Regions from separate parts of the Homo sapiens genome. Here region 1 is linked to region 2. Evidence: chromatin loops called from intact Hi-C (ENCODE). Cell type or tissue: PC-3. All regions are shown on one strand. Each heading gives the region's core, and the rest is flanking DNA. Links, peaks and the distances in the headings are about the cores only. Region 1 holds the start of LOC124902398 (a long non-coding RNA gene). Region 2 overlaps PDSS1 (decaprenyl diphosphate synthase subunit 1).

Region 1 (12,742 bases), core at 2,233-10,232, 150 kb after region 2:
ATTTTGTTACTGGCTGCCTAGTGGGTTATAATGAACATTTTTAAACAACCTAGTTCCAATTAGTACCAAGTTAACTTCAATACTATACCAAGACTTTGCTCCAATATAGCTCCTTTCCCTCTCCCACTTTGTGCTATTATTGTCACAAATTACATCTTTAAACATTATAAGCCCATTAACGCAGCTTTATAATTATTGATCTCTGCAGTTGTCTTTTAAATCAGTTAGAAGAAAGAGTTACAAACAAAATACATTTATATTTGTTTTATATTGACCTACATAGTTAGTGCTCTTTCTTTCTTCATGTGAATTCAAGTAACTGTGTAGTGTCTTTCATTTCAACCTGAAGGACTTCTTTATTTTATTTTTAATTTTAAATTTATTTATTTATTTCTAAAATACACAGGATCTCACTGTGTTGCCCAGGCTGATCTCAAATTCCTGGGCTCAAGCAGTTCTCCTGCCTTGGCCTCCCAAAGTGCTGAGATTACAGGTATGAGCCACCCCTCCTATCCCCTTTTAGTATTTCTTGAGAACAAGTCTCCTAATGATAAAATTTTCTTAGTGGTTTTGCTGTTGTTGTTGTTTTTAAAGCTAGGAAAGTCTTAATTTCTCCTTTGTTTGTGAAGGATAGTATTGGTGAAATTGTATACAATTCTTGGTTGATAGTAATTTTCTTTAAAGACTTTTAATATGATATTCATTGCCTCTTGATCAAGAGTATGTTACTGCATTTTCTTTCTGCTCTTCCCTTTTGTGTGTGTGTTTGTGTATGTGTTTGTTACTGCATTTCAAAGCCTTCTAGAGAGGTCTCATTCCCCAGATTTTCCCTTTTTCTATCTTTCTTTCTTTTTTTAGAGATGAGGGTCTCACTATGTTGCCCTAGCTGGCGTCAACCCTTGGGCTCAAGCAATCTTCCCCCATCAGCCTCCCAAAGAGTTCGGATGACAGGTGCATGTCACTACTCTGAGCCTCTTTTAAGTTTTTTGTTCGTTTGTTTGTTTGTTTGTTTGAGACAACGTCTTGCTCTGTCAACCAGGCTGGAGTGCAGTGGTGTGAACATGGCTACTGTAACCTCGAACTCCTAGGCTCAAGCCCTGCCTCAGCCTCCTGGATAGCTGGGACTACAGGTGCATACCACAACACCCAGCTGTCTTTTTTTTTTTTTTAGAGACAGGATCTCACCATGTTGTCCAGGCTGGTCTCCTTTTAAGTTTCTGATTCAGCTTTTTATTTGCCAGATTGGTATCACTGCCTCAGTCACTTCAATTGCAAATCATTGCCACTGATTGGTTTTGACAAATGTCCTGAGGATAGGAATGTATTGGTCAAATAAAGGTGAGTCCTGAGAATGGGATCTTTCCCAGGAGCCTTCAGTCAGGTAAAATTGTGACAATTCTCTTTAGATTAGAGTTTGGGGGTTTACACCAAACCTGTTCCTCCCTCTCAAATAACTGTTATGCTGCTGCTTTTCATAGCTACCATGATTGTCAAGTTCACCTTCAGGGCTACTGTGAAGCTGGGGAGAGAAGGATAAGAGTAAGAGAAGTTAAAATATAAAAAGCTTCCTGTTTTTACTGAGATTCAGATGTTTTTCTTGAATCAATGCTGCTCAGATTATTGCAAGCCTTAATTTCCAACGTTTTGAAAAAGATGACTTTTGCAATTTTTGCCAGTGTTCTCATTGCTTCCATGGTCTTTGAAGGTGTCTACTCCACTGTTCTGGAAGTGCCATCCCTTATTTGCTCTTTTTTTGTATGTTTGTTTTTTGAGACAGGGTCTCCCTCTGTCACACGGGGTAGACTGCAGTGATCCAATCATAGTTCACTGCAGCCTCAACCTCCTGGACTCAAGCAATCCTCCCACCTCAGCCTTCTTAGTAGCTAGGACCATAGGCTAGAGTCACTGCACCCAGCTAATTTTTAAATGTTTTGTAAAGACAGAGTCTCACTGTGTTGTCCAGGCTGGTCTCAAACTCCTGGGCTCAAGAGATCCTCCCTCCCTGGCTTTCCAAAGTGCTGGGATTCTAGGCATGAGCCACCGTGCCTAACTCGCTCATTTCTTTTAAATCTAAGCTTAACTATCCACACCTGTGTGACCCTGGGCAAGGTGTATAATTTTGCCAGGACTTACCTATGTCTTGTAAACAATAAATGAAATAATATAGATAATACCGTAAAGTAGTTAGCACAACACTCATTTAGGCCCAGCGAGATGGCTCATGCCTGTAATCCCAGCATTTTGGGAGGCCAAGGCGGGGAGATCACCTGAGGTCGGACGTTCGAGACCAGCCTGGCCAACATAGCGAAACCCTGTCTCTACTAAAAATACAAAAATTAGCCTGGCATGGTGGCAGGCACCTGTAATCCCAGCTACTCGGGAGGCTGAGGCAGGAGAATCGCTTGAACATGGGGGGCGGAGGTTGCAGTGAGCTGAGATGGTGCCAATGCACTCAGCCTGGTTGACTGAGCAAGACTCCGTCTCAAAAATAAATAAATAAATAAATATAAAAAATACACATAAATAAATTAAAATAAATACATTTTTAAAAGTGAGTGCTCAGAGGCTGGGCTCAGTGGCTTATGCCTGTAATCCTGGCACTTTGGGAGGTTGAGGCAGGTAGATCACTTGAGCCCAGAAGTTCAAGACCAGCCTAGGCAACACTGTGAGACCCCAGTCTAAAAAAAAAAAAGGTGAGTGTTCAAGAAATGTAAGCACTTCTGATAGAAAGTATTTTTTTTAGATGGAGTCTCGCTCTGTCACCCAGGCTGGGGTGCAATGGCTTGATCTCGGCTCACTGCAACCTCTGCCTCCTGGGTTCAAGCAATTCTCCTGCCTTAGCCTCCAGAGTAGCTGGGATTACACGTGCACGCCACCATGCCTGGCTAATTTTTCTATTTTTAGTAGAGACAGGGATTTCACCATGTTGGCCAAGCTGGTCTCAAACTCCCAACCTCAGGTGATCACCCGGCTTGGCCTCCCAAAGTGCTGGGATTATAGGCATGAGCCACTGTACCCAGCCGCTTTTTTGTCCATTTAACCATATATTCTGGAGATCATTCTATATCAAACATTAAAAACTTCCCCATTATTTTTCGTGCTATTCCACTGGTCATAATTATTCAGTCAGTCTCATGTTGAAAGACATTTAAATTGTTTTTAATCCTCGACTATCACCACAATATTGCAATAAATAGTTTTTATTTTACACAAGGAAATCTAGCCCTGTATGTTATTAAAACAATTTAAGTGCTACTATAATTAAAATGGCTTGGTAATGGTACATAAATAGTTAAAGAGATAAGAACAAAAGAATAGAAAATTCAGAAACAGGCCCTAAAATATATACGAACCAGTATTTTCTGGTTTTGAGGACAATTCCATTATTATTTGGAACACACCAGCCTATTGCAGGCAAGAAAAACATTCAGTTTCTGAAGGAAAACAGTCCAACCTTTTAGTTCTGACTAATCCTGGCTGAAAATAGTTTACTGGATTTGGCTTTATTGAAATAAACAAAAGCTTGAGTTATCAAAAAAAGATCTGCATTGCAAAATTAATTTTTATGTAATAGAATTTCCCCCTTTTCCCACTGTTTCCAGAGTTTCCAACAGCATATAACTTTATAAAGTTAATTTTTGCTGTTATGGTAAAATATATATAACACAAAAATGAAAATGACCATTTTAACATTTTATAAGTATCCAGTCCAGTGGTATTGAGTATATTTACTGTTATTGCAACCATCACCACCTTTTTCCCGAAGTGAAACTTGGTACCCATTAAAAAATAGCTCCAGGCCAGGCATGGTGGGAGGCTGAGGTGGGGGATCACTTGAGCTCAGGAGGTTGAGCCCAGCCTGGGGAGCAATCAGGTGGACAATAACTAGAGCCAACAAGAATTTATCCATGCAGTGTATTGGCAAACACCAGATCTAATTTATTTTGAAGATGAGTAACAGAATAAAAATAATTAAAACAACACAATCTAAAACAACTTTTGAAGGTTTAGAAACACCCTACAGCATAAATGGAAAGGAATAATTAAGAAGAAAAACATATTTTTAGTATAAAACAAAAAGAAAAATTTCAGTTCAAGAAATATAATTAAATTTCAAAGAGCATGAGTTTTTTGTTTAAGAAAAATCTAGAAAACATTGACTCTGTTGACAAAAGGGATGAACAATATGAGAAGCCAACTGAAGGAGCTGCAAAAGGACCTGACTGACGGGTGTGCCCATGGAAACAAAGGAGCCAGCTGACCTGCCTGTGGCACTTGTGCCAGAGCCCCGGAAGTGTTGACGTAGAGGCCAGTCCTACAGAGGAAAGACTGGCACAGAGTAGGCTGTCAATCAATACTAAGTAGTATACTTCAAGTAAAGCTGTTAGGAAAGAGAACGGATGGTGCAGAAGTACACAAAAAAGAAAACCCCAAGGAAATGAAACAAACAAAACTGCAATTAAATGATGTGTTTATGGGAGTAGAAAGCAGAATTCACGTTGCAAAAATTGAATCAGTGATATTGGAACACAAGTAAATAAAAGTGTATCCATTTAATAGGTAAAAAGAAGAGAGTTATGCCTTTTATATTGTTAAAAGATATACATCGCACTCAAAAATAACTTTATGCATTAAATAGAAAAACTGTAAAATGTATATAATTGACACTCTTAGAAATACAGGTAGAAGTTAAGAGACATCAATTCATGGGTGGAGATTTCCCAAATGCTTTCATAAAAACACTTAAATAAACCACACACACCCACAGTTGAAAACATTTTCTAGTAATGAAAACATATATTCCAAAATTTAGTATTTTAATGATGAAATTGTGTTTCACATACTCGTGCACTCTAAACATTTTGTAATATAAAAATGTGACTTTTAAAACTGGAAAATATAATTTGTTACACATTTTCAAACACAAAGTTTTAAATGGAGCAGCAGCACAATGTAACTTGGAATCTCTCTCCTAATGTCTAAATGTAATGTGATGTTCTAAATTGTATCCTGGAACAGAAAATGAATATTAAATAAACTGAGGAATTCTGAACAAGTATGATTTTTATATATCAATAATTCATCAATATTGATTCATTAATTGTATCAAATATACCATACTAAGATATTAACAATAGAGAAAACTGGGTTTGGGGCTTTACAGGAACACCATACTATCGTCACAAATTTTCTGTAAATCTAAAATGGTTCTAAAATTAAAATTCTATTTAAATCAATGGCAATATATAAAATTAATTAAATCTGAATTGTGGAAAATATAGCTTTTATTATAATTTTCCTTGATAGCTTCTGAAGACGAAGCTTTTATTTTCTATTTTTAGGTGAAATTGCACACATTTTCAGTCTAACTGTTTATTGTAACAATATTTGCAATACTAAAAGTTTTATAACTTATAGATTCATAATGCAAAGCAAAGCATACTGTTGGTTTTATTTTTGGAATGCTATATGAAACACATAACCTCTTACTTAAGATTTATAATAACAATTCTATGGTATTTCATAAGGGAATATAATTTCCATAAAATATAAGTTAATTTTATCTCAATGATTGTGAAATGGTTAACAAATATCCAAGCTAAAATAAGAATCTGTTTCTAGATTAGAAAGAAATATAAACTATATAATTCTTTACTTTTAAAATATTATAGACATGACTAGTATTGTAATAATAACAAAAAAGTATCAAATATTTTACATATATTCTGTAATCTGCCCTTAACAAAATTCTTTAACTTAACCTTTTTGAGAGGAGCTACCTATGAAGTCTAAAAAGGTTTAATTCAAATTTGTTTTAATATCAGCAACTCTTCAAACTTTTCCTGACCCTGCCAAGAAATTTGTCTTCCTAATATCTCTTACTCTGTAAATTTCTCTCTATTTCTTAGAGAGAGAGAGAAAGAGACTAAGACAGAAAGAGAGAATTTATAGGAAAATAAGATAGGAAGGGTTATAATAACAGCTTCCTTTGATTTCTCCATCCTGAAGTCCCCATTTTCGTCTCTGAGAGCTGATCTGGAATAGGGTAGGCTATAGGGACAGAGAAAATCAGAGTGCTAGAAAGAGCTAGGAAGGGAAGAGGTGACCTGAAGATCAAATACTGAAGAAGGGGCTAATAGATGGCAAGGAAAGTGGTGAGCACAGCATGCAGTAGATGGGGTTCTAGTTAGTGAAGACCCACAGGGTGGAGGGTAATCCCATGCAAGGGTCAAGTGTAATTCAGTGACAACATAGGCAGCATGGGAGACCTACCACAGTGAACCAGCGATTGGCACGTTTGTAAGGACTGTGTTCAGATTGCGGGTTTTTTTTTTTTAAAGATTAAGTGATCTTGAAATTGACATTCCATGTCATTTTAAAAGATAAATGGTAAAGCAAATGTTTTATTCACGTGTCTTTATTTCTCCCCTCCATACTTTTCCCTCCACTCTTCTTTTTTTAATGTGGAAGTTTAAAATCCCATCTTACATTCATTTTTTTAGAAGTAGAAATAATGGGAAAACTTCACTTGGATAGGGAACGCTTGAGTAGAGCTGCGTCATTATTTAGTCTTTACTGCCGCTTAGTGGTAAGGAAGAGACAAAAGTTGACTGAGAGGATCAATTGAGCAAGTCAGCGAGTGATAGCGATGCAACCCAGATTTATTGAAGAGTAATTGTAATTACTTTTTATATTTTGTAGGCAAAGAGCTCTTACTGCTTTACACGCAAGGTTTATTGAATATACTTTTTTTTTTTTTTTTTTTTTTTTGAGACAGAGTCTCGCTCTGTCTCCCAGGCTGGAGTGCAGTGGCGCGATCTCGGCTCACTGCAACCTCTGCCTCCCGGGTTCACGCCATTCTCCTACCTCAGCCTCCCGAGTAGCTGGGACTACAGGCGCCTGCGACCACGCCCAGCTAATTTTTGTATTTTTAGTAGAGACGGGGTTTCACCATGTTGTCCAGGATGGTCTCAGTCTTTTGACCTCGTGATCCGCCCGCCTCGGCCTCCCAAAGTGCTGGGATTACAGGCGTGAGCCACCGCGCCCAGCCGAATTTACTTTCTACGACAAAGTTTTATGTTATAAGCATTGTATGACTTTTAGTATTACCTGAAACGTAATGAAGTTTGGGCAAGTGTTGTTGGTTGTTTTTGTATTGTGATTACAGAACTGCATTTTGAGAGGCTGAATATAAACTGAATGCATCCTTAGCTGCTGGCCTAGAAACTTAACGTCCCCTGAGTGAAGCTGCACATTGGGAATTGCGGGTGGTAGAACACGTTTGTTAAAATAGTTTGTTCTCTTCTTATTTTATTATATTATGCCTTAATTTGTAGTAATTTATTAATATGTCGTATTTCCCTTAAGCTTCCTAATGTCAAGACGGTTATCATTTTTTGTGTTTCTTAATGTCTTGTCCATAATTGCTGCTCAATAAATGTTTGCTCAGTTAATCTCATCGAATAAGGCAAAACAATGTCATTTTAACTATTAATTAAGACTGGCTCTGCATTAGCAGAGCAGGGACTCTAAAGTATGTGTCTCAAAAGCACTTTTTATCCCAAAATCATTAGGCAACTGTAGAACTAGAGATCACAGAAAAGGTGTTGGAGTGAAGTCATTGAATAACCTTGGATTTACTCATACGTGCTCTAACCAAATGGATACAGATCAGAGAGTCTTAGCGTTAAAACAGGCCATAGACATCACCTAAACCAATAGTTAAACCAGAAAAAATATTCCAAGGAACATTTGGAAGGTGTATTGAACTGTTAAAAACCTGAAAGTTAAGAGAACTAAGAATCCAAATGGTGATTGCTTGAAAAAAAAAAAAATGTTAGCAGGACACCATGGCTCAGTCTTGTAATCCCAGCACTTTGGGAACCCGAGGCAGGAGGGTTGTTTTAGGCTAGGAGTTCCAGACCAGCCTGGGCAACAGGTAAGACCATGTCTCTACAAAAAATGAATAAATAGCCAGATAGGGTGGTGTGTCCTTGTAGTCTCAGCTACTTGGGAGGATTGCTTGAGCCCAGGAGTTCGAGGCTGCAATGAGCTGTGATCGTACCACTGCACTTCAGCCTGGGTAACACAGTAAGACCCTGTCTCAAAAAAAAAAAAAGCCATCTCACAAAAGAATACTACTAACTACTACTGCAAAGAACATATACTTTTAACAAAGTTAGCTTCATGTGGTTTGTGTGCATTTTTAAATATTTAAAAGTGATCCATGCTTTATACGCTGTTCTAAATGCTTCTGTAACATCTCGGATTTATTTCAGTTTGAACCTTTAATGTATTGCTTAAGCAAGTGGGTGAGGGAAGTGTGAACCCTGCCTGCCTTCTCTCAGCTCTCCCTCACTGAAGATGGGAACGCAGCCCTCCTCAGTGGCACCTGGGACCCCTGGCTGCAGTGGCCAGGTGACATTCCTGTGGAGAAAAGCACTTTAGGACCAGTCTGCAGATGCCCTAGCATGAATCTTCTGCTTTACCGTGAAGCCTGGGAGAAAACAAAGGGGAAAAATGTGAGAAGAACTACGCTGCCCTTCCTGAATAGAAACCTGTTGTGCAGAGGCACATGCAGCTGAGGACAGAGCTCAGCATTTTACGTTAAATTTGCACATAGTTTCTGTGACCTCATCTGACAGACTGTTTTTGAGCTCCCTGTTGCCAATCTGTCTATTTTCCTGTTCACTTAAACCTAAGGGAATACATCAGCTGCAAGAGGTGACTCTGTTGCACTGTTGCTCCTGTATCCTCTTACGGCTGTCACAATGACACTGATATCAGACAGTGACATGAACCTTGATGTATGGTACATGCAGAGGAAGAATGTGCCATGGTTAGCCCAGCAGTCGTTACATGAGCTAAAATTGTGATAAGGGAAAAAGAAACACGTGTCAAACACCACATTCAAGGTACCCAGAAGTGAAAATGGAATAATCTTGACCGATTCATGATGGCAAAGCCACATTGCCTGTGTCATTCATGATCCTTCTCTATGATCTGTGTTTATGGAGTAGATCTATGTATAGCCTCTCTTACATAGAATAAGGTTCAATTGAAGGTGACAGAGAATCCCCAAAATAACAGTCCCTTAGAGAAGTTAGCATACTTCTTGCTCATGTAAAATCAGGCAGAGGCTTGGCCATCCAGGTTTGCTGTGGCAGCTCCGCTTCGTGAGCCATCAAAATTCCGCACTCCCCAGCTGTGCCCAGGACACAGCTCACTTCCTCATAGTCACATACGACTGCTGGAGCTCCAGGAAACACAACTGCATCCCAAGCTGCAGTCATGAAAAAGGAGTAGAAAAAACAAAAGACCTCCTCCCGTAAGGAAAGTCCCTGGAAGTCACAGACAAACAATTCCGCCTCTACCTCACTTTCCCGACTTTAGTTCCATGGCCACACTGACCTGCAAGGGAGGCTAAGAAGTGTAGTATCTACATGAATGATGATGTTATCAACTGAATATGTGGGGCTATAGTTACTAACAAAAAATGAGAGAATAAATATCGGGAAGAAACTAGGATTTTTAGACACACAGAACACTCATTCTGTAATCGTAATGATTTCTTTTTAAGAAACTATTTTACATTAACAAGAAAAGACTTGTGAAATCCAACAGAACACTGAGAAGCATATGAATAGGTAAATCAAAGTAGGAAAAACTTTAATAGGTTGAAAAGATGTGAAGGGAAACTCAGAAAAATTAGTGATCAGATAAAGGACACAAAAGAGCACTTTAGGTCAGGCACGGTGGCTCACGCCTGTAATCCCAGCACTTTGGGAAGCCGAGGCGGGTGGATCACCTGAGGTCAGGAGTTCAAGACCAGCCTGGCCAACATGGTGAAACCCTGTCTCTACTGAAAACACAAAAAATTAGCTGGGCGAGGTGGCAGGCGCCTGTAATTCCAGCTACTTGGGAGGCTGAGGCAGGAAAATCGCTTGACCCCAGGAGGGAGAGTTTGCAGTGAGCAGAGATTGCACCATTGCACTCCAGCCTGGGCAACAAGAGTGAAACTCCGTCTCAAAAAAAAAAAAAGAAAAAAGAAAGCACTTTATATCAGTTTATTAATTTTAGAAATTTGGATTATGCCAAAATTACTGGAAATGTATGTGGACATGTCATGTTTTATCTCAAGGATTCAGACACACTTGGAGATTTTCTTCGTACTTAGTGAAAATAATTATGCATATACTTTATGTCCCCAACCATCAAATCCTGGGAATATTCCCCTGACAAGAAGCCATAGAGGACATTTTCAAAGATCTTATTTGCAACATTTATTGTACTGCAAAGTATGCTAAATTTAGATGGCTTTTACTTGGAGAATTTATGCATAAGACATGGTTGTGTTTATTGTATACATTTATATTGATATACATATATATATTTCTCTGTATATATCATAGCTTTTACATACAATTTTATGTAAATGTATTTGCAGGTGGCAAGAGGACCCAATGGTCCCTAGTATAAATGTATTTGCATCTGTTTTTTGCTTGCGTGTGTTTATTTTCTGATTGTGTTTATTTTATACATTTATATAGATGTATATATTTTTCTTTATATATATTATAGCAATTACACACAATTTCATCATGATGCAATATAGCTATATTAACTATATATTCTATAGAAAATAGATATTTGTGCACATATATGCATACATACATACAAATAAAGCACTATTAGTAGGCCTCAAAAACAGTGTTGTGTGAATACAGTGAGTATATTCTAAGAACTGGATGGCTGTCTATAAATAAATGACTTAAGCATGCTATTTCTCCCACTCCTACACTTACCAAGATGAAAGGGTTTTCCCAGCTTTTCATTTGAATAAACTCTTGGAAATGGGATTCTCTTTCTTTGATTATTTCAGGTGGACAAATTTATACCAAAATCGTGGGCTTTTATAATCAATATCTTTATGATTGTTTTTCCTAAATATTATTTTTTAAAAAAAATGTTAAGTTGTATCCCGCCCAGGCGTGGTGGCTCACGCCTGTAATCCCAGAACTTTGGGAGGCCAAGGTGGGTGGATCATGAGGTCAAGAGATTGAGACCAGCCAGGCCAACATGGTGAAACCCCATCTCTACTAAAAATACAAAAATTAGCCGGGCATGGTGGCAGGGACCTGTAGTCCCAGCTACTCAGGAGGCTGAGGTAGGAGAATCACTTGAACCCGGAAGGTGGAGGTTGCAGTGAGCCGAAATTGCGCCACTGCACTCCAGCCTGGTGATAGAGCGAGACTCCGTCTCAAGAGAAAAAAAAAATTAAGTTGTCAAAAGAAAAAAAAAATTAAGTTGTACCCCTTGCTTGCCTTTTATTTTCCACAAGCAGATGAAACTCCTCCCCCACAAGCAGATGGAAGAACCTGTGCAGCGTCACTTCAGGGAAGCTACATGGCAGGGTGGAAGTAGAATGGACCTGCGCATTTTTAAAGCATTTTTTTACTTTGGTTCTTGGAGGACCCAAGGGGCTTGTAAAGAAGAAGAAGTGGGTGGACTGTGAGTTCGTAGCTAAAAGAAGGAGAGAGATGACCCAGCAACCTAGAAAAGCAGGAAGAAAGTGTGTGTTCCACCTTCCTCTCCTCTCCAGAATTCTGCAGGGTCTGGAGAAGAACAGAGGGGTCTCCGGCCCCCAGGAGAGGGCCTAAGCCAGACCCTGCTGAATGCAGAGAGCTATCTGCATGGTGAGTATCCAGGCAGACAGGACATGGGGCGGCTTCACATAGGATTCCCCCAGTACGGTGACGTGTAGAAGCAGCAGCGAGCCAGCACTCCTGAAAGAGACGCCTGAGGTCAACTCTTCTTTCCTGAAGAGGCTTTGCTCCTGAGGAGTCCCTGTACTTCTCTTTCTGCCAGAGTAAACCCAGCTCCCACACACTTACTGTCAAGGCAGGTGACAACTCTATAGCATCCCCAGGAATCATCAAAATCAGAACTGAAGACCCGGAGCATAGGCGGTTGGCTGCTGAGGAACCCCCAACGAAGGCAAGATGGTGGGGTCCTTGCAGACCTCAGGTCTTGCTATTCTCCAGTGAGGAAGGAGGAGACTCCAAATGGTTGCTATCACCCAGACCTCCTCCCCACAATGTTCATGCAGAGGGGATGAGACAGAAGAGCAACTGGCTGCCTGGCCACTCACCTCTGATACTTGGCTGTATCCTCCATGTCTCACTCTAGGACTGTTACTCACTTCCTGGTGCTCTGGGACACAGCAGAGAGGGCTGACTGGCTGTTCCGGAATGAATGGAGATGCCAAAAGCCTATGGAACAGGGTAATATCAGGTGATCTTCCATTCAAGTCCTATCTGGTTGGTACCTCCATGAGATTTTAAAAGTAGAAAAGATGGGCTTTCTGGAGGTCCATGCACTTCAGCCTGGTCTTTGGATGCAGAGGCCAGCTGGGAAGCTAGCAGTGCTTCTGGCCAAGACTAGATCCCTAGCCCAGGGTCTCAGGGCTCTCTGTAGCTTCCTGGCTTGTGCATGTGCAGTTCGTATCTGACATGATAGACTCTCATCACTGCACAAGCTAGGCTTTAGTTTGGTGACTCCATTCACTGAGTCAGCAGTGTCCAACAGACTTTTTCTGAAGTGGTTTTCTTTGCCTGCCACCTATTTTGGAGTCTAGAAAGCCAGAACCCTGTTTTCCATGTGCTTTATTCTTATGAGAGAAATCTCATGCACCTGACTCCTCAAGTACCTCAGGAACAACTGCAGAGTTTTCTCAATCCAG
Region 2 (12,742 bases), core at 3,142-11,141:
TTTGGCTAATGGTACAATTTCTACTTCTTCAATGGGGAATTCATAAAATGTAGTTGTGGCAGGGTTTCTCATACATTTGTAAATGTATAGAAATGGCTGTGTGGTGAAGCCAGAGTTTTTATACCGTTTCTCTTAGAGAAATAACATTCTTTATCCTAGATCCGATGTCCAGTTTTCACAAGCTGATTGCTGAGAAGGTTCTAGGCGGCGTCTGTTAAAAAGCATTGCTTTCTGTTAATTAGACATGTGCAAGCCAGCCAGCGCGCCATAGCCTTAATTGCAGAAATGATCCACACTGCTAGTCTGGTTCACGATGACGTTATTGACGATGCAAGTTCTCGAAGAGGAAAACACACAGTTAATAAGATCTGGGGTGAAAAGAAGGTATGGTTTTTTGGTTTTTTTAAAATCTCTCTTACTGAATCACACACTTTTCGGACCGCATTTGTTTCTCAGATTTGTCTCATTAAAAATATGCTTGCTCAAATGTAATGTGGTCTTCTGAATTTCAAAAAAGTATTCATGTCTTGTCCAAATACAGATATTTGATAAATAAATAATAAAAAATACCATGGAAAAATAAACTTAGTATTTCTAATAGAATTCCTTTGGTTATAAGGAAAGGGATTTTCATGGGTGTCCAAAAAATGTATTTCATGAGGAATCATACGTTTTACTTTTGGGCTTAGATTACCCAGATTCAGTTTAATTTTTTAAACATTTGTATAATTGAGTGCTGCATATAAATGCCAAAGCAAACAAATAAAACTAATAAAAGAAAAAAGAAACCTCAGAGAGATACTGTTCTGCCATGAAAATTCTGTCTTTTGAAATAGAAGTTCTGTAATTGGGTTTGGTTCATATATGTATATATTAAAGCATATTTCTATATTATTAGCATTGGGAATATGGGAAACAGGGACTTGGTTTGAGGATGCATAGATCCTGGGTTGAAGGATGAGAATAAAGTTGAACAGATGAGAATGAAAATGCACAGGCATCCATCGCCATCACCACACACGTGCTCTACAAACAAAAAGTTTGTGCAGGCCAGGCGCAGTGGCTCATGCCTGTAATCCCAGCACTTTGGGAGGCTGAGGTGGGTGGATCACCTGAGGTCAGGAGTTCGAGACCAGCCTGGCCAACAAGGCAAAACCCTGTCACCACTAAAAAAACACAAAAATTAGCCAGCGTACACCTGTAATCTCAGCTACTCAGGAGGCTTAGGCAGGAGAATCGCTTGAACCTGGGAGAGGGAGGTTGCAGTGAGCCAATATCACACTACTGCACTCCAGCCTGGGCAACAGAGTGAGACTCCATTTCAAAAAAAAAAAAAAAAGTTTGTGCAAACAACTACCCCACCCTCACCTCCTTTTCTCTCATAGATTTATAGTATTCCTGGTTCATTCCTATTTAATTCTCCTTATTAAAAGAAGAGATATATGTATACACACACACACACACACACACACACATACATATATATATGTTTATTGTTATCTTCACATGCTGGTTTTATTTGAACATAAATGACTGTTTTGAAATCGAGTCTTGCAATTTCATTTATATGCCTTTTATTTCAAATTTTAGATTAAAAGGTTTTACGTCCTGTTGACTAAATTCTGTACATCAGAATGTTGGCCAAAAAGCAGATGGCGTTTAGATTTGGAGAGGATGTGGGTAACTCTATGACCCATCCCTGCCGTCAGCTGTATCTGTTTTCAGGCATAGCCAGTCCTAAAGCCTTATGTGGAGCCTTGGGCGGGGGAAGAGGATCAAGAGAACAAATGATGGTCTCCGCCTTGGCTAGCCCCTGTGTGTCTGCCTCTGCCACTGGGGACCTCTTTCTGAGGGCAGGTCAAGGACACATGTGCCGCCTTCACCTGCCTCTTTCAGTTCTGACAGCCATCTGCTTAGCACAGGGCTACTTGCCAGTTCCTACCTGTTTCTGCCTCTGACCCACAACTGCTATGTTACCGGTACAAAACCCCCCACACACAGTGCCCCCTCGGTGAGCCCTTGTTAGGCCTGGCCTGGGCTTCCTAGCACTTCTTTCCTTTAACTCCCACCCCTGGCCGTCACAGTCCTGTGGCTTCCATGTCATATGCTGGACCTTTGGTCTCTAGGATCTCCCCGGCCAGGTGAAGAAGGAACTAAAGGCCAAAGGATCCCGAGCCTTGAGCTGCTAATGATGTAGGGGCTGGGTCGGGGAATGTAAGTGGGTACCTATATATCATAATTTGTAAAATGACTTTATAGGCATATACTTACATCAGGATGTCTTACATAATATGTATATTATATAAAGTGGTGATTAATTGGTAAACACAATGAACATCACTGTTTAGATACTGAAGAACCTAAGACAATAAGTACCTAAATAGTTATGTTAAAAATTCTGTGAACTCTAGCCTTTATGACTAATTACTACAGAATGTAACACTTACGGCTGGGTGTGGTGGCTCACGCCTGTAATCCTAGCACTTTGGGAGGCCGAGGCAGTTGGATCACTTGGGGCCAGGAGTTCGAGACCAGCCTGGCCAACATGGTGAAACCCCATCTCTAGTAAAAATACAAAAATACCTGGGCGTGGTGGTGTACGCTTGTAGTCCCAGCTACTCATGAGGCTGAGGTGGGGGGATTGCTTGAACCCAGGAGGAAGAGTCTGCAGTGAGCCGAGGTCATGCCACTGTACTCAAGCCTGGGCAACAGAGCAAGACTCTTTCTCAAAAAAAAAAAAAAGAATGTAATATATATCTTTAAATATGCAAATTAATGTGATATATAGGGTGTATTTGGTTATAGCATATAATTCAACTATTTATGCAGTAGTTTATAACTAGTTGCTAATACAGTGTAGACATCCATCACAGTCTAAAGAAGACTGGAAATATGTTGATTGCTTAGTGTTCAATGGAAAAACTTTTTTTTTTTTTTGTCTAGGAATGAGGGGCAGTGTCACATAGTACAAAAAGCATTTCACTTGGAGCCAAAATTCTTTGGTTTAATTTTTATTGAAAATAACATGTATCGTGCCATGCTCTGGGGTGTGCTCAGTACTAGCTGAGATGATTCCTAGTCTGAGCTCCCACTCCACTCCACCCTCCCCACTGCCCTGGGAGCATAGAGACTAGAGCATCACTGACTGGTACGCAAGGTGTGATGGTCGCAGCATGCATGGGTGTTGTACACGCACAAAAGGGAGGCATCTGACCAGACTGAGGGATCGGGGGGAACTTCTTAGAGGTGGCATCTGAACCAATTATGCAAATAAGTCCACTCAGTGAAGAAGGGGGCAGAACTTTTTGAGCAGAAGGAACAGTAAGTGGAAAGGCACAAAGGAAGAATGAACATCCAGTGTAGTGAAACTGAAGGCAGCTGCATTTTGGTGGGGCTGGTGAGTGAAGCTGCTCTCCCTCTCCAGGCATTGATTTCTTCAGGTGTCAACTGGGGAGATGGACATGGTCATCTCTGAGAGCCAATACAGTTCAAGTACTGTCCCAAATCTGTAACCGATTATTAGAAACTGGGAAGAGTGACATGGTCATCTCTGAGAGCCAGTCCAGTTCAAACACTGTCCCAAATCTGTAACTGATTATTACGAACTGGGAAGTGACATGGTCATCTCTGAGAGCCAGTCCAGTTCAAACACTGTTCCAAATCTGTAACTGATTGTTACGGACTCCTGTTGAGGAAGAAGAAGGTAAAAAACCCTGCATCCAAGATGAGCCCCCACTTCCACGAAGCTCCCTTCCAGTCAGTTTCATCATTGGCTCTACTGCTCTGATGGATTTTTCAGAACGTTCTGTTTTCCCCCTGTCTTTTTCTAGGCTGTTCTTGCTGGAGATTTAATTCTTTCTGCAGCATCTATAGCTCTGGCACGAATTGGAAATACAACTGTTATATCTATTTTAACCCAAGTTATTGAAGATTTGGTGCGTGGTACGTTGATTCTGATTTTTCTTCTTTGTTATTCAACCCTGGTGTTTAGCCAGGCAATAAAGCCACCTCTCAAATGACTCCTTTCCTTCTTTATAGGTGAATTTCTTCAGCTCGGGTCAAAAGAAAATGAGAATGAAAGATTTGCACACTACCTTGAGAAGACATTCAAGAAGACCGCCAGCCTGATAGCCAACAGTTGTAAAGCAGTATGTACGTTCTGTCTTTCTTCAAGTTAAAGCCTCATAGCTCTTTTTTGGGAGCTAATTTTCCTAGAAAATATTTCGGTGAAGAATCTTAAAATAGTACCCAAAAATCCCAAGAGGTTAATGAGGAAAAGAATGACATCCCCAAACAATAGAGGACTTCTGCTGTGTTTTCATTTTTGCCATCTTCTTTTGGTATGCAGGCGTTGACTTTTCATCTTTTCTTCCCAAGAATTCAATCAAAATAAGCTTTCCCGCACCTTCCCCAATCTGATTGCCAAACTGTATCATTTTGAACAATTTATCATAATTTCTCTAATGATTGATATCACACACACTCTTTCTGACACTTCACCTTTTAGAAATGAAGTGCTCTGTTCTTTAATATAATATTTACTCAGGAAAAGATATCTGTTAGATTGTACTAGCATTCTATGAACTTTTTTTTGTTTTTTTGTTTTTTGTGTTTTTTTGAGACAGAGTCTTTTGCTGTGTGGCCCAGGCTACAAAGCAGTGGTGTGATCTTGGCTCACTACAACCTCCACCTCCCAGGTTCAGGCAATTCTCCTGCCTCAGCTTCCCTAGTAGCTGGGACCACAGGTGTGCGCCATCACACCCAGCTAATTTTTGTATTTTTCATAGGGATGGGGGTTTGCCATGTTGGCCGGGCTGGTCTCAAACTCCTGCCCTCAAGTGATCCACCCACCTTGGCCCTGCAAAGTACTGGGATTACAGGCATGAGCCATTGCACCTGGCCAATACATTGCACCTGGCCAATCCTTCTAATATTTTTACATGAAATATAAACAAGTCCTATTTCTTCAGAGTACAAATTGAGTATAAGCCATAACTGTTTTTCCCCTTGCTTTCTCCCTCCCTCCGCTGTGCATACACATGTATACATTTTTTTTTTAATGAGTAATACCTTTAATCCGTAGACAAATGTGTGGTATTCATCGTTAGTCCAAGAATGAAAAGCAGTCTCTCCATAGAATTGTTTATCTGCCCATCTCTAAGCCTGACAGATACACAGAGACAAAACCTGGACAAATGACATTCCCATGTAATTACAGCCACAAAATAAGGAAGACCTGTAAGGGTCGCATGTCAATTGCTGTCATGATAGACTCCTAACATAATTAACAGGTAAAGAGAGCTTTTGCTCAGACCTCTCAGATGAAAAAGTCTCTTGCTGTTAGTGTCTCTGTTTTGAAAAGTGTCAAGAAATGTATAATTGCAAGGCAGAAAAGAATGAGGACAATCTTTTCTTCCTAAAAAGACCTAATAGAAACTTTAAGGAATGTGAATTATGTAGAACATGCTAGCCACAGTCTCGACCACTTTTGTCTTTTTATTAAAAGGGCTATTATGTTTTTATTTCCAAGAAATTATGTGGGTTTTTTTTTTAAAGTGAGATGGAAGAAAGTATAGACACGAGATGCTAAATAAGAGAATAGCCTATTTTAAGTGGGTGCTCTAACACTTTTACAGTAATCCTTTACATATTATCATGCCCTTGATGGCCCAACTCTCCCTGAAGGTCAGGATCCATCCTCTTAACACATTAGGGTGCCTTAATATTACTTACTAATATTTATCCTTAAGAGGATGTGTTAAGTGAGGCTCATTGATAATTTCACAATTTGAGACTGCAAACTTAGAAGCATTAGCATGGTCAGGCAAGGTGGCTCACACCTGTAATCCCAGCATTTAGGGAGACTGAGGCGGAAGGTTTGCTTGTGACCAGAAGTTCAAGACCAACCTAGGCAACATAGCAAGATCCCCATCTCTACTTAAAAATAATGTTTAAAAAATAAAGTCTTAGAAGCATTAGTAGTAGTGAGACTATTGGAATTGGAAACACCAAGACTTACTGTCTGCACCATGCAGACATCCTGCAGGCACGGGGTGGGGCGGCACCAAATTGGAGCTAGCACAGAAATTCACTCAGTGATGGAAGCTTACAAAGGGTCCAAAGAAATGGACCTGAGTCATGATAGAGAGGTTTCCTTGTGGTCACTGTTTTCTGTTTAAGAAGCCAAAGATAATGCACAGGAATTCTTTTATAAAGATATGCACCTCATTCTTCAAAGATTAGCAGCTGAACGAACAGTGAACATGTTAACGTGGCTGGACCCTTATTAAAAATGAAATGTTTCATGCTGCCCACTAGGGGGCATGCTGGCATCGTCCCAGCACTACCTCCTTTTCATGTGGTTTATTCCTAAACTCCACAGCTCTTAGAATAATAAAGCAAAATGATAGTGTGAGCTATTTGAATAAAAGTTTCTATATTTAAGTGCCTATGGGTGGAAATATTCCAGAGGTGTTATGGATTCAAAATGGCTATTTTTACGTACTCTTGGTATTTAAAATGCAAAGCCATGCGAGCTCCAAATAAATGCATGCAAAGCAAATTAGACACACCAAAAAGAGGGGAGGAGGAGAACTGAAAGAGCAGAATTATTACAGAAGAAGAACTAATGGGATTGCAAAATGTATTGAGAATTGGAGGGAAACTTACAAGCTGCATTCTACTAAGGATACCATTTCTTCATCTCCCTTCCTTTTTTTAGTGAAAATAATATTAAAATCTAAGAGAGGGCTGTCTAGGGGGATTGTTTTGTGATTGACTGATATTAAAATAGAATCCATTTTAGGCCGGGCACGGTGGCTCACACCTGTAATCCTAACACTTTAGGAGGCCGAGGCGAGTGGATCACTTTAGTCCAGGATTTCAAGACCAGCCTGGCCAACATGGCAAAACCCCGTCTGTACTAAAAATACAAAAATTAGCCGGGCGTGGTGGTGCACGCCTGTAATGCCAGCTACTTGGGAAGCTGAGGCAGGAGAACCGCTTGAACCCGGGAGGTGGAGGTTGCAGTGAGCCAAGATCACTCCACTGCATTCCAGCCTGGGCAATAGAGCGAGAGTCTCTCAAAAAAAAAACAAACAAACCAGAATTCATGTTATTATCAAAAGATGACTTATTTATTTACATACTTACTCACTTGCAAAATACATTTTGTACTCATGCAAAATACATTTTGTAGTTTACTAATAAAGACAGTGGCTTGTTTCCCAGGAAATCTGGTGGAAATGAGACCTGAGAGGTCAGAGGGCCTGTCCAGTTGTTGTTAAGCCAGACAGTAGCTGAGTTGAGACTTGAACCCAGAGCTGGGTATGGTAATCCTGCCTTGTTTCTCTCTCTCTCTCTCTCTTTTTTTTTTTTTTTCTGAATTTCTATTTTCTCCAGGGCTGCTTGTGGCCTGGAATTAATGGGCTCTCTTCCTATTACTTGATTTTCAAAGCCTCAGAGTACCACTACAGAATTGCATATTGTGGGTCACATTAGCAGAACACTCTTTTTTTTTTTTTTTAATTCATTTTTTTGAGATGGAGTCTCGCTCTGTTGCCCAGGCTGGAGCGCAGTGGCATGATCTCAGCTCACTGCAACCTCCACCTCCCAGGTTCAAGTGATTCTCCCACCTCAGCCTCCCGAGTAGCTGGGATTACAGGTGCACACCACCACATGCCACACCTGGCCTCTTTTTTTTTTACAATATTCATATCTATCTATAGGCCTCATTCAGATCTTGCCAGTTGTGAACTGTTATAACGAAAGGGAAAACATATTTTTCTGTTCCAGCATCCAGTCCAGGATTTCACGTTGCATTTTGCTGTCATGACTCTGTAGTCTCTTGTCATCTAGAACAGTCTTTCTTTGCCTCTCATTACCTTGGTATTTGGAAGAGTGCAGGCCAGTTATGTTGTTGAGCCTCTCAGTCGGGCTTCTCTGATACTTCTCAAGATTCGATCCAGGTTATGAATATTTGGCAGGAATACCACAAGAGCGGTGCTGTCCTCAGCTCCTCATACCAGGAGGCGCGTGCTGTCTTGTCTGTCCCATTACTGGTGATGCATGCCTGGATCGCTTGATTAGGATACTGTCGGGCCGGGCACAGTGGCTCACGCCTGTAATCCCAGCACTTTGGAAGGCCGAGGTGGGCAGATTACCTGAGGTCAAGAGTTCAAGACCAGCCTGGCCAACATGGTAAAACCCCATCTCTACTAAAATTATAAAAAATTAGCTGGGCATGGTGGCGGGCACCTGTAATCTCAGCACTTTGGGAGGCCGAGGCAGGTAGATCACCTGAGGTCAAGAGTTTGACAAGCGTGGCCAACATAGTGAAACCATGTCTCTACTAAAAATACAAAAATTAGCCGGGCGTAGTGGCAGGCGCCTATAATCCCAGCTACTCTGGAGGCTGATACAGGAGAATTGCTTGAATCCGGGAGGCGGAGGTTGCAGTGAGCCGAGATTGCACCATTGCACTCAAGCCTGGGCAACAAGAGTGAAACTCCATCTCAAAAAAAAAAGATACTGTCTGCCAGGTTTCTTCAATCTAAAATTACTATTTTAACCTATTTTGGGCAAAGTATTTTCAGATTATGTAAATATTATTCTGATGGTTGTCAAATGGCTGTTTTTCTATTTTCATCATTTCTTCTATATCACTCTTCTACAAGAAAGTTGGTATCCTATTTTTTTTGTTATTATTATTTCATTCTCAAAAGAGCTGAAGAGTTGGTATTCCATTGTAAGGAAGCTCTTAACTGTATGGGCTCTTGGATTCTTATTTTATTCTGTATCTTTTTTTTTTTTTTTTTTTTTTGAGCCAGGGTATCACTCTGTCACCCACGCTGGAGTGCAGTGGTGCAATCTCAGCTCACTGCAACCTCCACCTCCCGGGCTCAGGTGATCCTCCCACCTCAGCCTCCTGAGTAGCTGGGATTACATGCGGCTGCCACCATACCCGGATGACTTTTTTGTATTTTTAGTAGAGACGGGGTTTTGCCATTTTGCCCAGGCTGGTCTCAAACTCCTGGCCTCAAGTGATCGCCCACCTCGGCCTCCCAAAGTGCTGGGATTATAGGCGTGAGTCACCGTGCCCAGCCATCTTATTTTATTCTGTAGATTATAACACTGTCATTATTTTAATACTCAATTATCCAACGTATGGCCAGTAGGGGAGGCCCTTTAACCTGGCTCTGTGTCCTCCATCATTTTTTCAGCACCCCATTTCTGGCAGGAGATATTCAGCCCTGTTATTCACTGTTCTCCAAGGAGCCCACATTCCTTTTGGTGGAAAATGGTGTTAAGAAACCAGAATTTGAGTACTGGGTGTCATCGTTTCTAGACCCACTCAATGGACAGAGCTAGGAAATACATGTATGTATTATATGTAATGTAGGTAGATACGTGTATATCTTTCTGTACCCATCCATACTTATTCAAAACCACGAGGTATCAAACAGATAGTTCCAAATCCATCTAACACCACAGGATTTGTGGTTTATTCCAGGATTCCATCTTTCCATATTTGTAACCCCCTTCCCAAACAGTGAGAGACCTGGCTCCTCTTCTCCGCGGTGTATTTATTTGCACAATCTGAGAATATACCATAGGAGTTTACAAATTCATGACTCATATCTCTGTGAAAAACAAACCCAGTAGCTAGAATTCAGTATTTATCATTCCTTTTGTCTTGGGCCTGAGGATAATAGAATCAAAGCACTGTTCAAAAGTTACCTTTCTCTACGTATCAGTGTGGTTGTGTTATTATTTGGAATATATTAACCCATTTATGCCTAGTGTTCCATTATTGGAATGCTAAGCTTGTGGAGTTATTTCTATCCTACTGCTCAAGGTCATTACCAAGGTCTGATTTTTCACAAAACAAATTTGCAACCTCCAGCATAAATGGGTTAATAGTTGGTTCCTTTTTTTTTTTTTTTTTTTTTTTTTTGAGACGGAGTCTTGCTCTTTCGCCCAGGCCGGAGTGCAGTGGCACTATCTCAGCTCACTGCAAGCTCTGCCTCCCGGGTTCACGCCATTCTCCTGCCTCAGCCTCCCGAGTAGCTGGGACTACAGGTGCCCGCTACCACGCCCGGCTAATTTTTTGTATTTTTAGTAGAGATGGGGTTTCATGGTGTTAGCCAGGATGGTCTCGATCTCCTGACCTCGTGATCCGCCCACCTCGGCCTCCCAAAGTGCTGGGATTACAGGTGTGAGCCACCGCGCCCAGCCTAGTTGGATTCATTTTTATTCCACTTTAGGGATTCCCTCTCATTCTTGCTGATTTCGTGTTTTGGTTTTGAGCGTTTTGTTATTGTTGCTGTTGTTTTGAATGTTTGAAACAACGTGGCTGGGCACAGTGTCTCATGCCTGTAATCCTAGCACTTTGGGAGGCCAAGGCAGATGGATTGCTTGAGCCCAGGAGTTTGAGACCAGCCTGGGCAACATGGCGAAACCTCTGTCTACAAGGAATACAAAAATTAGCTGGGTGTGGTAGTGCACACCTGAAGTCCCAGCTACCTGGGAGGCTGAGGTGGGAGGATCACCTGAGCCCTGGGAGGTCGAGGCTGCAGTGAGCTGTGATCACACCACTGCACTCCAGCCTGGCAACAGAGTGAGACTCTGTCTAAAAAAATAATAATAATAAAAAAAATAAAAGACATTAATGTAGCTCCAAAAGTCAGAACTATACAATACAGTAACTCTCCCTTTTGCCCTGTTTTCTTCCCCTACCCCCTTGTAGGTAAGCAGTCTCGTTCACTTCTGGTTCCTCCTTCCTGGGTTTCGTTTAGCACAAACAGGCAGACACAAGTATGCTATCTTCCCTTCTTTCTCACAGCAAGAAGTAGTACCCTAGACTACTCTGCTTTCCTTTTGCATTTCTTCAGTTAACAATTTATTAGGAAAATGATTCCACATTGGTTTGTAGGATCTTCCTCATTTTTAAAACCACTGTATCAGGGCTGGGCTTGTAATCCCAGCACTTTGGGAGGCTGAGGCGGCCGAATCACGAGGTCAGGAGTTCGAGACCAGCCTGGCCAACATGGTGAAACCCCTTCTCCACTAAAAATACAAAAATTAGCTGGGCGTGGTGGCACACACCTGTAATCCCAGCACTTTGGGAGGCCAAAGCAGGCGGATCACTTGAGACCAGAGTTCAAGGCCAGGCCGGCCAACATGGTGGAACCCCATCTCTACTAAAAGTACAAAAATTAGCCAGGTATGGTGGTGGGTGCCTGTAATCCCAGCTACTCGGGAGGCTGAGGCACAAGAATAGCTTGAACCCGGGAGGTGGAGGTTGTAGTGAGCCAAGATCACGTCACTGCACTCCAGCATGGGCGACAAAGTGAGACTCCATCTCAAAAAAATTAATAAATAAATAATTTAAAAATTTTTTTAAAAGCCTCTGTATCAGATCCCATTATGTGGACATAGCATGGTTTATTCAGCCAATCTTCTATACATGGGCATTTAGGTTTCCAGTTTTACAATTACAAACACTACTGCAAGGGCTGATCGTGCATAAACCTATTTTTGTGTTGTGAGAGGAGTGCCTGCAGGGTGAATTTAGGGGTAATTGCACATGTGGTTTTGTTAGGCACCACCAGATTTCCCTCTGTTGGGTCTGTACCAGTATGTGTTTCCACCAGCAGCTTTTCGGAACCTCTTTTCCCACAGCCTTACTAACTAAATGTGCCATTACACGCTTGAGTTTTTGCCAGTCCAGTAGAGGAGAATGTATTGCAGTGGAGTTTTAATTTACATCTCTCCTTTCTGAGTGAGGTGGAACATTTTTCAGATGCTTAAGGGCCATTTATTTATTTGTTTATTTATCGGAGTCTCACTCTGTCACCCAGGCTGGAGTGCAGTGGCACGATCTCGGCTCACTGCAACCTCCGCCTCCCAGGTTCAAGCAATTCTCCTGCCTCAGCCTCCCAAGTAGCTGGGATTACAGGCGTGAGCCACTGCGCCCAGCCCTTCCCAGTCTCGTTGAGACGTGGCTTGTAAGGATGTGATGCAAGGTGTGAACCTTCCCCAGAAAGAAGTGCATACGCACAGCACAGCCTGGCTGCAGCATCTGCTTCAAACAAAACAGTCAGCCGAGCTCCACTTTCTTTGACTTAATCATTCTTCATGCTCCACCCATTTCCGGAAAGATGTGAGGCATCCCTCTGATGCTGAGCGCAAGTCTGTGCACCTCTTTGCCTTCTTGTATGTTGTGCTATGTTGCGTCCAATTTGTGGCAGTTGTTTTCTGTTTTCCTGCTACAGATCTAGGCAGTACTGACCTGGGATGGGGAAGCAGGACTCTCTGGCATGGTCTTTATGCTACCCCAGGGAAATCTGGGATAGTTGAAATCTGAGCAGTAATGTCCCTTCGCCATGTGTCAGGCAGAAGCTGCCCACTAAATAAGCTCTGTTCAGCATGTGTGGGCACAGAGGGGACAGTGCAGACAGACTGCAGCTTTATGCTTACTTGGACACATTCCTTGACCTCTTGGAGGTTCTATTTTGTTGCCCAGCATAGAAGCAGCACTCCTGTGTTGAAGTGATGAAGAGAACAGTGTCTGGAGCCAGACCATGTGGATGAAATTCAGGTTCCAGCGTGTTGGAGCCATGTAATGCCTGGTACCGTCTGTGTCTCAGTTTCTCGAACTTCATAAGTGACTTAAGATGTGAGAACTCTCAGAACAGTGCCTAGCACATAGTGGACGCTCAGAAATTGTTAGCTTTTATCA

Evidence for each region. Peaks named below come from ENCODE experiments on the same cell type or tissue, not always from the same donor. Only the 100,000 strongest peaks of a DNase experiment are listed, where the experiment ranks them.
Region 1: a loop joins it to region 2, with 8 times the contacts of the local background. A loop is called at or near these places in 104 of 110 quality-filtered maps.

Annotation. Positions count from the first base shown.
Region 1 is chr10:26,875,620-26,888,361 of GRCh38, forward strand. LOC124902398 (a long non-coding RNA gene) reads right to left here and starts at 12,272. Exons shown (of 2, transcript XR_007062093.1): 1 at 12,152-12,272; 2 at 10,269-11,786. In PC-3, for the core only: a CTCF peak has its summit at 6,587; no DNase peak of the experiment used is centred there.
Region 2 is chr10:26,719,976-26,732,717 of GRCh38, forward strand. PDSS1 (decaprenyl diphosphate synthase subunit 1) reads left to right here. Exons shown (of 12, transcript NM_014317.5): 6 at 243-384; 7 at 3,831-3,942; 8 at 4,039-4,148. Among named protein-coding and RNA genes, the nearest start is that of PDSS1, 29 kb to the left of the region's middle. In PC-3, for the core only: CTCF peaks have their summits at 6,325 (motif pointing right) and 9,220 (motif pointing right); no DNase peak of the experiment used is centred there; H3K27ac peaks cover 989 bases.